2 separate regions of the Homo sapiens genome follow, and region 2 is linked to region 1. Evidence: read pairs that join two places in POLR2A ChIA-PET (ENCODE). Cell type or tissue: A673. All regions are shown on one strand.

Evidence for each region. Peaks named below come from ENCODE experiments on the same cell type or tissue, not always from the same donor. Only the 100,000 strongest peaks of a DNase experiment are listed, where the experiment ranks them.
Region 2: POLR2A ChIA-PET joins it to region 1 with 5 read pairs; 2 of 35 experiments call an interaction of 5 or more read pairs at or near these places.

What each region holds. Positions count from the first base shown.
Region 1 is chr1:87,876,129-87,884,128 of GRCh38, forward strand. No RefSeq gene overlaps it. Among named protein-coding and RNA genes, the nearest start is that of LINC01773, 26 kb to the right of the region's middle. In A673, no CTCF peak of the experiment used is centred here; DNase peaks (open chromatin) are centred at 2,953, 4,433 and 4,853; H3K4me3 peaks cover 612 bases; H3K27ac peaks cover 2,439 bases.
Region 2 is chr1:87,611,370-87,619,369 of GRCh38, forward strand. No RefSeq gene overlaps it. Among named protein-coding and RNA genes, the nearest start is that of LINC01364, 240 kb to the left of the region's middle. RefSeq lists an enhancer at 2,434-3,633. In A673, no CTCF peak of the experiment used is centred here; no DNase peak of the experiment used is centred here.

The sequences.
Region 1 (8,000 bases):
TAAAGGGGGAAAGCACCTGGAAACTAATCTCTCTCTTTTTTTTAAAATCAGTATTATTGAGGCATAATTGACACATAGCTGTTGTATATATTTAAGGTGTTCAACTTGACATTTTAATATATGTACACATTGTGAAATGATCACTGCACTAAACCCAATAAACACATTTATCACCTCACATAGTTACCATTTCCTTCCCTTCCTTCCTTCCTTCCTTCCTTTCTTCCTTCCCTCCTTCCTCCCTCCCTCCCTCCCTCCCTTCTTCCCTTCCCTTCCCTTCCATTCCCTCTTTTCTCTTTCTTTCTTTTGCAGAGAACACTTAAGATCAATCCTCTTAGCAATTCTCAAGTGTATAATACAGCATCGTTAATGGTAATCACTGCACTATGTATTAGATCTCCAGAGCTCATTCATCTTGTGTAACTGAAACTTGGGACTCTTTGATCAACAACTTCCCATTTCCTGCCATCCCACTCCATCCCCATCCCTGGCAACCACAACTCTACTCTCTGCTTCTGTGAGTTTGCCTATGTTGGATTCTACATGTAAGTGAGCTCATGCACTATTATTTTTTCTAGGTCTGGCTTACTTCACATAGTATAATATCCTCTGGTTCACCCATGTTGTTGTTGTTGTGTGTGTGTGTGTGTGTGTGTGTGTGTGTGTGTATACCACAATTTTTTTTACTCATTCATCTATTGAGAGACATTTAGGTTATTTCCATATCTTGGTTATTTTGAATAATGTTGCATTAACATAAGGGCGCAGATACCTCCTTGAGATCTGGATTTTATTTCCTTTGTTTATATTCCCAGAAGTGGTATTGCTGGGTCATATGATAGTTGTATTTTTAATTTTTTGAGGTATCTCCATACCACTTTCCATAATGGCTGTACTAATTTGCATTTCCACCAACAATGTATATCTATTCCCTTTTCTCCACATCCTCATCAACACTTGTTATCTTTGCCTTTTTGAAAATAGCTATGCTAACATGTGTGAGATGATATTTCATTTTGGTTTTAATTTAATTACTGTTTCATTAGAAAACTAGTATTTCCCCAGAAATGACATTGCAGTCCCTGAAAAAGGAAAAACAAAAATACCAGATCACAATACATTATGTTTTTATTTACCTGTTTATTTTCCTTTATTATTATAATTCGGTTCCTCCAATGTAAGTTATACTATGCTAGACACTATATTTGTGAAGTTTTATTAAATTCTCACAAACAGCTCTGCAAGGCAGGCAAATTTCCATTTTCCACTTAAGAAATCTGGATCTCCAAAAGATTAAATAATTTGCCCAGGGCCTCACGCTTTATCCTTGCCAGAGTCAGGATCATAACTCAGGTATTTCTGAGTCCAAAGCTGGTGCTCTTTCTACCATGTTAGGTGGACTTTGAGAAGTCTATGAGTTTAAGACCTAACTGAAAGAGAAGAAATATAATTAGGAAAATGAGCATGATTTGGCTGGTTCAGAAATAAAATCCAGATCTCTAAATGCCCTTTGTTAGTAAGTGTGAGCATCAGCCCTCATCACTAGGTCTGGAGAGAGTAAGCAGCATTCAAAGCAGGAAGGAGGCCAAAAGGACCTGTCGAGAGCACCTACGGGTCCTTCAGTCCATATTCCTTTGAAATAGACCTTCACTATGACTGCATCACAGTGCCAGCAGCATATCTTCCACCACGTTAGTTAGTCGTATAATATTCAAATATACCTGACATCATCAGTTCACCTCTCTTACTTCTGCCCAGAGAGAAAAATGTTGTGGATCTTGCCCTTGGTTGGTAATGCAAATAACGTTGTTCTTTAATCTTTGAGAAACAAAGCCCATTCTCTAACATGTATATGTCAAATATATTCTCTCTGAAAGAAATTGTACTATTTCACAATTTGAGTTTTTTTATAGGAAGAGGGTGTGTGTGTGTGTGTGTGTGTGTGAGTGTGTGTATGTTCTTACATGAGTTTAAACATGTATCAGTCAGATCAGGGATGGCGTCATGGTTAACCAACAAGCATTTCCATGTTTATATAATGAGTTTTCAAAAACGATGTCAATGCATCCCATGCTTTCTAAAAATATTTTTAAATTTGAAGGTAGAGGGAGAAAAATAATCACTCCAAGTCACTGATTCTATATTTTGTGGAAGGGAATAAAATTGTCTAAATATTGCATAGGGAAGGTCACCTAGGGACTTTTTTCACCTGATGACTTTTTAAATCCTCCACCCAATGTCACGAATTTTTTAAACTCAAGAAATTCAGTTGAGATGCCAAACGGTCTTTAAGCAAAGAAGAAGTAGAAATCAATGCTAGAATTATTATTCTGAACAGGGTATTGACAGCTATAATAAAGTTATAGCAACCGGACCTGAAAATGTAAAGTCAGTTAATGGACTTTATTTAGACAACATCAGGTAAGAACATTAGTAATAACTGTTATCTTGATAGATAACCTTAAATTCAAGAAAATGTTTCCCCCAAACACAAGTTGTTGTGAATTCTTTTCCCTTTTATCTTATTGTAGGCAGAAGATTGCAACCTCCCATTATGAAACAGCATCATAAAATGCAGAGCACAGCTACCCTGACTAAAACCACCTTTCTCCTCTGCTGATACAGACAAACTAGCAGTAAATGCTTTTTGAGCTCCCGGCGTGCAGATAAATTCCTACGGACATCCCCAATTGGACTGAAAGATTGAGACACACAAGGGAGAGAATAGCTGAGGCCAGGAGAATTTAACATGGCAATTAGCAACCCTTCAACTTTGCCAGACCCCACAGCACAAGACAGGATGGAGGTAACCAAAAATCTCTCCAGAAGAGTAGTTGATAAATTGATTGGGTCCCAGGGGTTGCTGGACACAGTTATTATCCAATTGCAGGCCTGGATGGTGTGCAAGTCTATGTAGTGAAGTCAGAAAATGAAACAGGGCTTTAAATTCCCAAGGGGAGCTCCTTTGCTTATGTATCCATTGCTGCACCCTTTCCCCTCATTTTGGAAGACTCTGAATCACATCACATAGTGTGTATTATCTTCTCTAACTGAACAAACAAGTTCTAAAACATAAAATATATAAAACAACTGTAACCATTATCATCAATGATTCTGTTCTTAAGAAGTTAGAAAAGTAAAATATAAAATTAAAATTGAAAATATTTAAAGACTTCCAGAATTTTTTTTTTTTTTAAAGCAGAGGGAGGGTGTGTGGGGGAAGAGGAATTTTAATCCTCTTTCTGTATCAATTCTGATGGCTGCTTTTAAGAATTATTTTAACCATCACATATGGATCATAACAACTTTAGCACTGTATTGAAATTAACTCAACATTTCTCAATTTCTTAGGGTCTCAGTTTTTTCATCAGAGAAGTGGGGCCAATATTATTACCTATTTACAACTTTGCTATGATGATGGAATGAATTAATGTGTGTAAAATGCTAGAATAGTGGCTGGTACGGAGGAAGTTCTCAATACGTGTTAGCTGGGATGATGATGATAAGGATGATGATGATGATGATAATGATGGTGGTTTTTAAATGTTGCTGTAGCTAGATTTTATAAGCTGTAGGGCAATAACCATGTCTGCCTTGCTTATGGCTAAAACCCCAGCATCTAAGCACACTGCCTGAAATGTAATTAATATTTATTGATTGATAGGATGAATGATTACATGAGTTTTTAAATGCTGATTTCCATACCTGTGTTACTATTGATTTAACTTAATATTGAGGATTATTAGGAGTCACTAAAAAGGAAGTGGGAAATGGATTTAGCAAAATCAGTATCTTCAGGATACGTTTATTGAGGAACTACTATATGTAGGGCATAGGGCTTCGAATATCAATTTCCAATGTGTATGTTAAAAATCCAAAATACAGAGGACAGCCTAATATAATCTTCTGCCTGGTATAATAAAAGGATCATGGGAGACTTCTACAGACATTTCACTTCTATTTTTCTTTTTGCAAATTTCTAATAGCTTTCAAGATATCAATGTCAATAGTCTCTCTTCTTCCCTTCCTCCCTGGTTCTCTCCCTTCATCTCTTTCCCTTTTTCGCTCCGCCTCTTCTCTCTGTCTCTTTTCCCCCCTTTTTTCTCTCTTTCCCCCCTCCTTTCCTTACTTCCCTCCCTTCCTGCCTGTCTTCCTCTCTCCCTCTTTTTCTCTTTCTTTTCTTTTCTTTTTTTTCTTCCTTCCTTCCTCCTTTCCTTCCTTCCTTCCTTCATTCCTCCTTCCTTCCTTCCTTCTTAAAGGCCATATATTCAAATGTTTTCAGCAAAAAACAAAACAAAAACCCAAGAAATGCTTATTTTTCTATTGAATTGGCTCTTGAGATTTTCCTTTTAGACGTCATTTCAATTGAAACTCAGAGTCATTTCTATATGAAAGGAAATAGAAAGCCCACTCACACTGGAATTCCTTTGAGGGTTTCACAACTTTGGCCGTAGTATTCTTGATTGAGTTGAGCCTCCAGATTAAAGGAAGTCTCTGCCTTTCCAGTCAGTTTCTTTCCATTTCAGAGGCCTAAGGTAATACCTGGTAGGTTATTCCACAATGCCAGTGTTAACATTGAAGGGCATTTAGTGTGTCGAGTGTTTTACCTTTTGTGATATTTTGGTTTTCCTTTTTTTTTTTTTTTAATCTTCCACTGGCATTTCTAAATGCTTAATCACCAATTTGGGTAATATTTAAGAAGCTGGAGGCCAACCATGGATGGGCAAACACTGTTTGTTCCAAATTTAATAGTCCAGTGTCTATGTTTAAAGTTTTTTGAACTTGTAAAATCTTAATTCAGTGCAATAGTTTCAGGAGGAAGCGCCTAAAAATGAATGGCATTTCCTGTTCTAACAAAGTGTTTGAAGTTTAATGGCCATTTTTTCTTTTCCCTGATAAAATGCCATTTGTTAGCCATGCTGTTCACAAAGCCAACAATTTTTTCAATTGGTTTTGCTGTTTTCCGTTTGTTTGTTTTTTTGGTTGCTTTGATCTGTCATGAATACGTGATTCTATCATTGCTCAATTTGCTTGACATCTATTAATTGATACTGTGGGCTAAAAACCCAGAGACACAAGGAAAACCTAGACATGATTCCTGTGCTCCATAGGCACCCCTGGTAACCCTCCATGTAACATAGCTGCCGTCCTTGCACCCTTACCTCATGTCCCTTAGCCTGTTCTCTTTGTCTTCATATCATACGTCTGCTGACATGTATGTATTTATTTGCTTATTGTTTGTTTTTCTTACTATATTGTAAGTATGCCTAGGGCAGTGCTTGTCACAGAGTAGGGACACAACAATTATCTGTTGAAATAATTAATGAATGTTAGAGGGGAAACTTTAACATGCATTAGTTATATTCTTTGAGGCTGGTGTGGGTAGTCACAGAGGTGTTTATTTTGTGATAAATCAATGAGCTATAGATTTTTGATTTATGGGTTTCTTTGTGTGTATATTATACTTCAAAATAATGCAGGTTAAAAAAAATCCCAAACTTTTTTAAAGATTGAAATCTCATTATATTACTTACTTGTTGGCTACACCACCTAGTACTTAATTGCCAATGTCAAAATGCATTGCCTGAAGAAATATTTTCATTTGTGTTGTCAAAGCTTAACGTAGGTAGGAAAGTGATTGTCACTTATATCTGAAAGTCTTTATTTAGTATCTACTCTGTTTACATCTTACTATGTAAAAGTTAAGTTTAGCGGCAAAAAATTCTTTAGATGACAACTCTTCAGAGGCCAAGTGATATGAAGAAATCTAGACTAGCAATCTAACTTCCCAAGCCTTGAGAATATATACAGAAATGTAGATTTTGGAGAGGTTCACTAAGGTGAGGGAGTTGAAACCTTAATAGTGGTTCACAGAGGAAGGTGGGTAGACCAAATACTTAGTCTCAGTGGGACAGATCTTTTTCCAGACTGGAAGTGGGTGCAAAACTATATCCAGATTCAATGTAAAAAGTCACAGATGCAATGAAAAAATCCAGTTTGGCTTCAGTATTCAAAATAAATTCATTTGATGAGTGTGTTCTGCATTTCAGAATATAAATCTGTTTCATAGATAAAATGTGGCTGGCGAGGTTAGTGGGTATTCAGCATGGAGAATGAAGTGGTACGTGCTTTTGGCATTTTATCTTTTGATTACCCTCCCCAATGTCTCTCACTAAATGATGACCTCCACCTGCAGCTGATGTCACCCACATGAGTGCCTATGTGCCAATGCCAGGGTTTCATGTCTAGGGCTACAGCTATACTTGATAAACAGAGTAGGGCCAGTTGCATTAAATAAATAGTTTTATGGCTTATAAAAGCCAATGTTTAAGGAACCAAAGAAAATAATTATGTCCTACTTAAGGAAGGTTTATTTCAAATCCCAGCTAGGGCCCCACTGTGGCCACTGCTTACATTTTCCAAAGTTGATTTTCCACCATATATACAGTTCTTCTGAAGTTAATTGTGGCATTTCCTCCCAGTAACAATGATATAGTGTCTTTGAAACATTTCCTGGTTTTTCCCATTTTTCTTTCTTTCTGTGATACTCATTTCTTCAACACATTCTTTCCAGGGGAATTTGTTCCATGGTTCTACCATGCTAACTGCTGCCCTGTGTGACCCAGACAGATAGGGAATCAGGAATCTTTACAAGCAGAATTTTACTTACTCCTTGGAAATGAAGGCTTTGCTTGCATTAGTCTCCCCTCAGTAAGTCTTATTCACTTTCACATACAAAGCATTAAGGCCTGCACTAATCGGTTCTCACTGTATTGCTCCCCAAGGCAAACTTGGGAAGGAGAAGTTGGTCTTTAGAGTTTATCCAAGCTCCCTTCCTCTCTCCTCTCTCCTCTCCTCTATTAGGAACATTGACTAACAGCTCCTTCCCTGAGACCCCATGCACTGGCTTCCCCAGGCCTAAAAATCTACCCAGTCCTCCCCTGCGACTTGATGTCATGGCACAAGTCTGCCCAGCTTCTTTCAAAGTTCAACTGGCTGTGTCCTCATCCATAAGAATTTTGCTGCTTGTGTCCCAAAGTAGCTATAAAAAGAACTAAGGAAAGTTGTTAATATCTGTCAAAGGACCTATATATGTTTTCAGAGGCAGAAATCAAAGTATGTAGAGTGAGAAAGTCTCAATTCATATTACAACTCTCCCACACCAAATCTGGGTGACAAATCTCGTAGTTTATAAGCCTTGGTTTTCTCACCTTTAAATGGGGTTGACAATACATATTCTGTGGTATTTTGAGGCTCAAATTAGGTGAAATGGGTTAATTTTCTTGCAAACTGTAAATTTTGCAGCTGTACCATATTGTTTTAATTAATGGCATTGGGAGAGAGATGTAACCTTTCTCTACCGTCAGCATAAAGGCTGTGGCCTGCTTCACCTGTGTGCAGTGTGCAGGGCTCTTCCTGGAGAGTAGAGGATGGTTTGTTTTCATGATTTCAGAAACAGGTACTCAGTCTCTCTGTTTGAATCTCACACCCAGTTCTCTGCCCCCAGGATTTCCATTCATAAATGCTTTAGCTCCGGCATACCTCCAGTGTGAAAACTCTCCAAGAAACCCAACCCTCCCTGGGTAGGTGGCTTACCTTAGAGAATCAGTGCACATACAATGATAGTATTTATAACCAGGGAGTATGAACTCTTCCTCTGTTCCAGGCCTAGAGACTCACTAAATAAATTCAGGGCAAGTGGCACTCGAGAGGGATGGAACGTGCCTCAAACTCATTAGGAAACTCTGGTCAGAGAGGCCGAATGTAACTGAATATTGTGTGGCACTATGGAACATCTAGGTGAAGGTAGTCGTCAAGACAGCCCTCTCTGTGTAAAGGGGTCAGAGGGAGTCCACTCACCCATGTCTGGACCTTTACTTACTAAGTGCTGCCAGAATGTGTAAGTGTGTATTTTGAGATGTCAGAGAAGAGCAGAGAAGAAATATTCCAAAAGCAAAAACACTGAACAACCCACACATGACTCAGTCTTTATAATCTGT
Region 2 (8,000 bases), 260 kb before region 1:
AGAACTGGTTATTTGCCACAATTATCTAGAATGAGGCCTTCTTTCTTCCTCACACACCAATATCCACTCCCTCATGTATGCCTTTTCATTCTTCATGCATTAATATCAAGCAGAAAAGGAGGCTCAAATGTAATGTCATTTTATCTACAGGACACATGTAAGTGATGAGGTATTAGCATAATATGAGGAAAAAGATAAATTCAGACTGGAATTTGAATTCTGGCCCTGGTGCCTACTCGTTGTTGCTTGAGGAAAGCCCTTGGAAAGTTTTTAACTTCTTTCAACTTCGGTTTCCTCATCTGTACAAAATAGGCAATATTAAATGAGATAACACATGCAAAGCACTCTTAAAGTTTACCTTTTAGCTTTCCAGGTAAAACATAAGTAATAAAAAAAAGGCAGCTCTTTCACCCCACCTTAGGCCCCTGTGGAAGTTTGTTGTCTTCATTCATCAATATTTGTTTAGGTCCTTCTCTTTGTCAGAAACTCTGTTATCTTTGTCAAGGTAGTGGCAGATAATATGCTTTTACAACCCACTCCAATTTCACCTACATCAATTTTTACACTTCAACATTATCCCTAATATTAATTTCCACCTGCTTTTACCTGTATGAAAATATTGTAGTGGCTTTTCTCAGCAGTTAAACTTTCTATAAGGATGAGCTTGAGTCTAGAAGGAACATAGTTGTCATTGGAGTTGTATATGTTGTTACGAGCAGGGGAAGGAGGTAGCTACAGGACATTGAGACTGAATAACTTGGCATCCCAAGTTGATAGTTTATAATTGATCCAGGAGTCTCATTCTACACCTATCCTGAAGTCATTCTCTATGATCTATTGCTTAATGAAAGAAGAAATTAATTAATTAAGTATATGTGCAAGGAAGCCCTGGGGTTCCATTTTAATGTAAAATAAGTAGCTTACATCTTGTCAAGTGGTTTTAACAACGTAGTTCAACTACAGTCAAGGCAACCTTGAAAAGCATGGCCTAGGCCAGAGGTGAGTGTCTGAAGACTTTTCTTTTACCACCTAAACTGTTTCCTCTACCATCAGTTAATTATTGTAGACATGAGATCATGATCTGTAGTTCAATCACTTTTGGGGTCCATGATATCATTTAGATTCATGGCCATAGTTTCAATTCTGAACCCCTATTAGCCATTTTGTAAATCCTGTCACTGGTCACATGGCTATCCTTTCTCTTTTATAGTACTTGTCTCATTGCCTTGGTTTCATTTGTTTTCCTGGCTCCTTTATTTACCAACCTATTAACTTCTTGCATATGTGTAGTACTCGTTTTTCTAGAGCCTAGTACAGTGTTTAGATGATCAATAAATGTTTACTGAATGAATAAATTAATAAAAATCAAAAGAGAACAACAAAAAAAGCTATTCCTGCTTCAAGACATGATTATTAGACAGACCAGTAGTGTGAAAATCAACCAACTTTTCGTCACCTCCACTGATGAAGGATGATCTCCTTTACATGGGATTGGTTCTAGCTTCCTGTTTAGTTCTTCTGTTTCCAGGTGAAACTCTCAGAGGCCCGTTTTCATGCTGCCTTCTGTTTGTAGGGACCTCAGGTTATGCCTCCTACTCAGTGACACCATCTCATTAGTTTTGCAGAAAGGTGAGATTTACAACTTCTGTAGAAGTTTTCCTGTACAGACTAACAGGGAAGGAAGCTATAACTTCTTGAATTAGCACAACGTATTTGCCTTCCTTCCGGCTGCCATAAATTCTTAGGATGACACAGAATCAACAATTCAGATGATTATATCTGGCTTGTAAATTGTCCTCCAAATTGCCACCTTTTCCCCCTAACCTACACCTGGCGGACTAAGGTATGGGAATAGTTCTGACCTCTGGCCTTAGAGCCAAGGTTAATTGGCAGCAAGATCACATGACTAACCCACTCCTTTCAAGTCAAGCCTTAGGAATTCTACCAGATTATTTTTTCAGAAGTATTTGATTTTTTTTTTAACCACAAAGTTTTGTATTGACAAAACCTCTGTTACAAGACTTTGCCCAAAATTCTTCAAAAAATGTCCAAGCCACACTTAACTCTTTGGAAACTAGACTGTTTGACAAAGAATTTGCTAGTGATTGTTAGCAACAGGTAGATCACAACTGGCCTTGGGACACATGAAAATTGTACACATTGCACTCTGAATAGTAAATTACAATATATTTAGAAGACATATTTATAAGTTAACCCAGTTATGGTTAACAAACCATGAAGAAAATACATTTTATTTTTAGTTTCAAGATAGAAAAGAGGGTGGCAGGCTTTTGACTAGCATGCCTTAGGAAACAAGATGAGAAGCCAAAGTAAATCTTTCCATATTTGTATACATTTGAAAGAAGCAGGAGAATGTGAGCTCTCTTCAGGTTGACATCAAAAAGTGACTGTGAATGATTTATAATGCACGCAGAAAACATAGTTAACTTCTCAAAACCATTAGTTACCTTTATTTTGTCCTAGCTTAGAACCCTAGACAGGAAAACTCCATAATAAGCTTTTGGGGAGGGACAGATGTTGGCAATCATGCTTTCCAACAAGAGATTTCAGAGAAGTCACAAAACCAAAGAAACCATTTCCCTGGTTTCTTTCTGTTTGCTGGGCAAATATACAAAGCTTCTTGTCAATTTTACAGTCAATTATGGATACCAAACTGGAAAAAAAAAAAAAAGCAGTGAGACACAGGTGACACTTGAACAATTCTGAGAAGCACTCAGAAAAAGTAATGTCATTCATAGAGAAACTATGTGCTAAGCGCTGGTCAATTTTTTTTTCTGTCATCTATTTCTTCAGTTTCAGCAAACATTATGATGTCAATGAGAACTTACAAGTGCTGCTCCTTGGACAGGACTGGGATCTGAAGGAAGGAGTTTAGAGAGCTCGGTTCCTATTGGAGTGGCCCAGGCAAGTTGCTTCACTTCTCTGAACCTCAGTTGAGTCTAGAAAGTGTCTTCAATGCCCCAGTTCAGCTTAATATAGACCTTGGATTGTCATACTCTCTGCCTAGATTAAAAACATCTGAGGTAAGACATAGAAAGAAATAAAAAGTTTAACTCTTTGCCAGTTGAAGAAGAAAGGAAGGGAGGGAGGGAGGGAGGGAGGGAAGGAAGGAAGGAAGGAAGGAAGGCGGGAAGGAAGGAAGGAAAGAAAGAAAGGTGGGTTGCTAATTTATAGACTCCCTGGAGCTACACAGGGTACCTATTTTCCCAGCAATGATCCTAGCAAGGAAAGAGCAAAGAGACACTAGGGGCAGCTGAGCTCGCCTACCCTGCCTCTCACCTGAGCTCTCTCATTCTTATTTGGCAGGGAACCCTGAGGATCCATCTCCCATAACTGGACTTCAAAAAACTAACAGTCCTCAGAACAAGAATTACTGAAGAAAACAAAAACAAAAAAAATCCCCTAACAATCCAAGGCAAAGTCAGACAGGCCAAGTTCTGCTTCTTAACCCTTTGAATACTATGCATTTAAATACATGTATTTTCTCAAAGAAGAATGTTTGTTCACTGTAGCAGAGAAACATTCACCTCCACTGTTGTGTATAGATAGTGTTTTAATATGACTAAAATCTTTAGAAATTATTCTTTTATCTTTTTGTGATGTAGAAGTTTTTTGTTTGTTTTTTGAGACAGGGTCTCACCCTGTCACCCACACTGGAGTGTAGAGGCGCCATCTTGGCTCACTGCAACCTCTGCCTCCCGGCCTGAAGCTATCCTCCTGCCTCATCCTCCCGAGTAGCTGGGACTACAGGTGTGCGCAACCATGCCCAACTAATTTTGTAATTTTTTTTGTAGAGACAGGATTTCACCATTGTTGCCCAGGCTGATCTTGAACTTCCCAGCTTACATGATCCACCCACCAAAGCCTCCTAAAATGTTGGGATTACAGGCATGAGCCAACACACCCCATTTAGAAGTATTTTAAGTTTTAATTTTATTTATTTAAGAGACAGGGTCTTGCTCTGTTGCCCTGCCTGAAGTGCAGTGGGATGATCATAGCTCATTGTAACCTCGAACTCCTCGGCTCAAGTGATCCTCCTGCCTCAGCTTTCCTAATAGCTAGTGCTACAGGCGGGTGCCACCATACCCTGCTAATTGTTTTATTTTATTTTTTGAAAAGATAGGGTCTCGCTATGTTGCCCAAGCTTGTCTCAAACTCCTAGCCTCAAGTGGTTCTCCTGCCTTGGCCTCCCAAAGCATTGGGATTACAAGCATAAACCACTGCATCTGGCCAGAAGTTATTAAAAAAAAAAAATCTGACTAAACAGGGCTCACAGTTGAACAACTTTCAGTCATCTGGACTTGTCCCAAATAACATTCAGTCTTAGAAAAATAAGAGCAGAAAGATTTTAAGTCACTTGCTTAAGCACCCAAGCTGCTTCCTGTCAGAAGCCAGGGGCATCTTTTGCCCTGTTTGCGTGTGTGTTTGCTCTTTTTAAGGTGAGAGCAGCCATTAGGAAGTCTTTCCTCAAGCCAGTATTACATCAGGGCTGCAGTATAAATCAGGTAAACTCAACATGGTTTTTGGCAGAGTTTTTTTTTTTTTGCACCTAGGGAAAGAAGTGAAGGCCAGGATTTTTGTATAGTTCAACTCTTTGTGTTGTCCCCAGATACATCCTCCTTTCCTCCCTCCCTAGTAGCTAACTTTTCCATTTTGTAAAGCATGTGTTTCTTGGCAACAGACTCCTTTCCTGATTTAAGAGTTAGAGCATGCAACCCACGTCAGGCCAATGAATGCATTTTCTCTACCAACCTCAGTGAATCCAGAGGGGCCCTGTGACCAAAGCTGCTCCCATCAGAGGAATATCAGGACTCATTAGCAATACTGAAATAATGCTTTTTTCCTTCTTGGCTGTGAGAAGCACATAGCTCCAGGAAGTTGGTGCTGTCATTTGAGCACCACGGTAGGAGTCATCTTTAGGATGAAGTGATAGCCCGGAAGGCAGAGCAAAGAAAAAGAAAGAACTAGACACTTGGTGACAATGTTGGGTGGCTGGATCAAGCCTCATTTGATACTTCTGGATTTTTCACCTACAGAAGGCCTTATATCCCTTTTTATTGTTTAAATCATTTGGAATTGTGTTTTCTTTAAGTGCAGTTGAATGAATTCCAACTGAGAGAGGAATAATGGGAGAGCAGAGTGATTATAGGATAAAGGTGGGGCCTGGGAGCCAACTGTCGATTTAACATGAACCTGAGAGTAACCGGGCATATCTCCTCCACCCGGGGGCAGATATCCTAAACCCTTACTCTCAGAGATCAACACGGAGTCTCTGAAATCTTTACCCTCATAAAAATGAGGGTAAATATTTCTTTGTTTTTGTTATATTGAGATGATTAAATCTAATATTTTTGTGGGAAAGAGAGATACCTCAGTTCACTGGTGTGGTATGTCTGCACAAGTGCTGATGGAGAAGGCATGGTTAGCTGGCGAAAATATATGCCATTGGCCTCCTTCCTCACAGCATGAATGCGTGAAATCTCAACGGGCAGCAGAGAAGAAGTATAGAAGGCAACTGCCTTGGCCAGAGGTTTCAGGTCAACCACTCGGGGATCTGAATTACACTGCAGAGTTGAGTAGAAATTAGTGTGTGGAATAAAAATGTTTAAAAGTTATATTTAAAGATAAATAGTTATCTTAAAAACTCTCTGACTGGAGAGGTTTTTAAAAAGACAAGGGTTAAAACGTCACGGCCTGTGTCAGGTATCTAAAACAATGTCTTCTCCCCTTTTCTGAGGGAAGGGTCTGCCATGGTGATTTAAGCAGAGAGAAAGCAGGGACCTGTGGCCTGAGAGGAGCCTGAGAAATGACGGGGAGCATTCCTAGGGATGCAGAAATGCAGAACGCAATGCCTTCGTCGACGTCTCTGAAACCTGGTGGGATCGAGTTCATAACCAGTATGGGAGCAGTCCTACCAGGGCATTAGAATTCAAGAGAGCTAATTTGGGGGAATTAAAAAAAAAAATCTAGTGAGTATGGTATTGAAGTAGGGAATACTAAAGCCCAGGAGAAGGGCAGGCTGCTGGAATATCCACCATAATTAAAGCAGATTACAATTGCTCTGAGAAAAGAGGGACGCAAAGAGTTAGAATATCCAGTGCGCCCGTCGAGACTGATGGGACGGAGGCTCTGTAATGGCAGTGAGGAAATTGGGAGGGAACCCTACAGAAATTTTTCATAATACCTATTCTTTTTTTTTTTTAAAGAGGAAATGATAATTATGACAAAAACCAGAATGGAAAAGCTGAATAAAGTAGCTACGTGAAAGGAGAGGCATTTGTGTCTCATATGGGGGAGCAAAGCAAGCAAGGCCACTAATACAAATCAGAATATTTGCAGCAATAATCTGTTTTTAAACTCTTTTAAAATGAGCGGCAGGGAAAAAAAAGGAAACTTAGAAAAAAAATACTGACACCTCTGTTAAAGTCACAAAGCAGAAAAAAATAATTTTGAGCAGGTACACTGACATATTTGGAAATCAACAGATCTACATGACAGACACAGGGTAGCTGTTAAAGAAGACAGATGACAAATTTAGACCCAACAATTTTTTTCTCTCCCTTCGGAGTGGGAAAGGGAGTGTGGAGTTGAATCTGTTTGATACTTTTCCTTCCTTTTAATTCTATTTTTTTTAAAGGAACTACATCAGAAAGTTACCAGTACATTCTATAGTAATTAAAATAAAGTAAAGCAAAACAGACTCATTGAGCCATAAATGAAAACTGAGGAATGTTAACAAGCAAGCGGAAGTGTGATATGTGAAAAGAAGGTAGTGGCTATTAACAGGACTACAGAAATAAACCTGGAAAATATCCCTTGAAAAGCCTGACGATACCACTTTAATAAAATTAAAAATTGTCCGACTCTATTTGACACATCTGTGAGCATGACAGCAGCACCACTCACAGAAATAGCTGTACAGCAGATAGTCCTGGGCAGGTCCACCGGATGGCCTGTGAATTAAGTATATATGTCAATCAGCTGGCATCTCATATTTATGGAACATTCATGATGTGCAGAGCATTAGTTAACCCTTATGGGCAATTTCTACCTCCAAGAAGTATGAGGCTACTTGAAAACAAAGTAACACATGTATAAAAATAGTTACTAGCATAAAGCAGTATAGGCTTACTGCACATTAGGCTCAGGAGAACGCAGCACAGCTGGGACCTGAGTTTAGAATTCAGATACAGAAGACTACACAATTCTAGGCCAGAGTAGAAAGGCAGAATTATCCAACATTATTTTTTTAAAGGTGGAGTTAGGAGAGGGCAATTAAGTTTATCAGTCTACTTGGAGTAGAAGAATTCAAAAGTGGGAACTGAGATTTCACCAAAAATAAGAAATTAATTGAGAATGGATTATAAACCTGAAAGTGAAATGCAAAATAATAAAACATCTAGAAGAAAACATAAGAAAACATTGACATATTGCCATGATCTTGGGGAAAGATTTTTTAAACAAGATACAATAAAGCACTAAACATAAAACATACATTAATTGAACTACATTAAAATTAAGAACTTCTCAATCAAAAGCAGCCATTAAGACAGTAAAAAAGCAAGCCATAGACTGAGAGAATGTATTTGCTATCTAGCTACATATCTACACATATACATGTCATATATATACACATGTATTAACACGTCATATATATACACATATCTACATATCTACACATATACATGTCATATATATACACATGTATTTTTATATATGTACATGTATTTGGAAATGTATGTAAAATATCTGGCAAATAACTTATATATAGAATATATAAAAAGCTTCCATTAAAAAAAAGAAAAAGAAAGTTGCCAAATTAAAAAAAAATGGGCAAAAGACTTGAACAAGTACTTCATAAAAAATGACATCCAAGTGGCTAATAAGCATGGGAAAAGGTGATCAATGCAATTAGCAGAAAAATGAAAATTAAAATCATAATGAGATGTTACTACACACCTACTGATATGGGAGGTGGG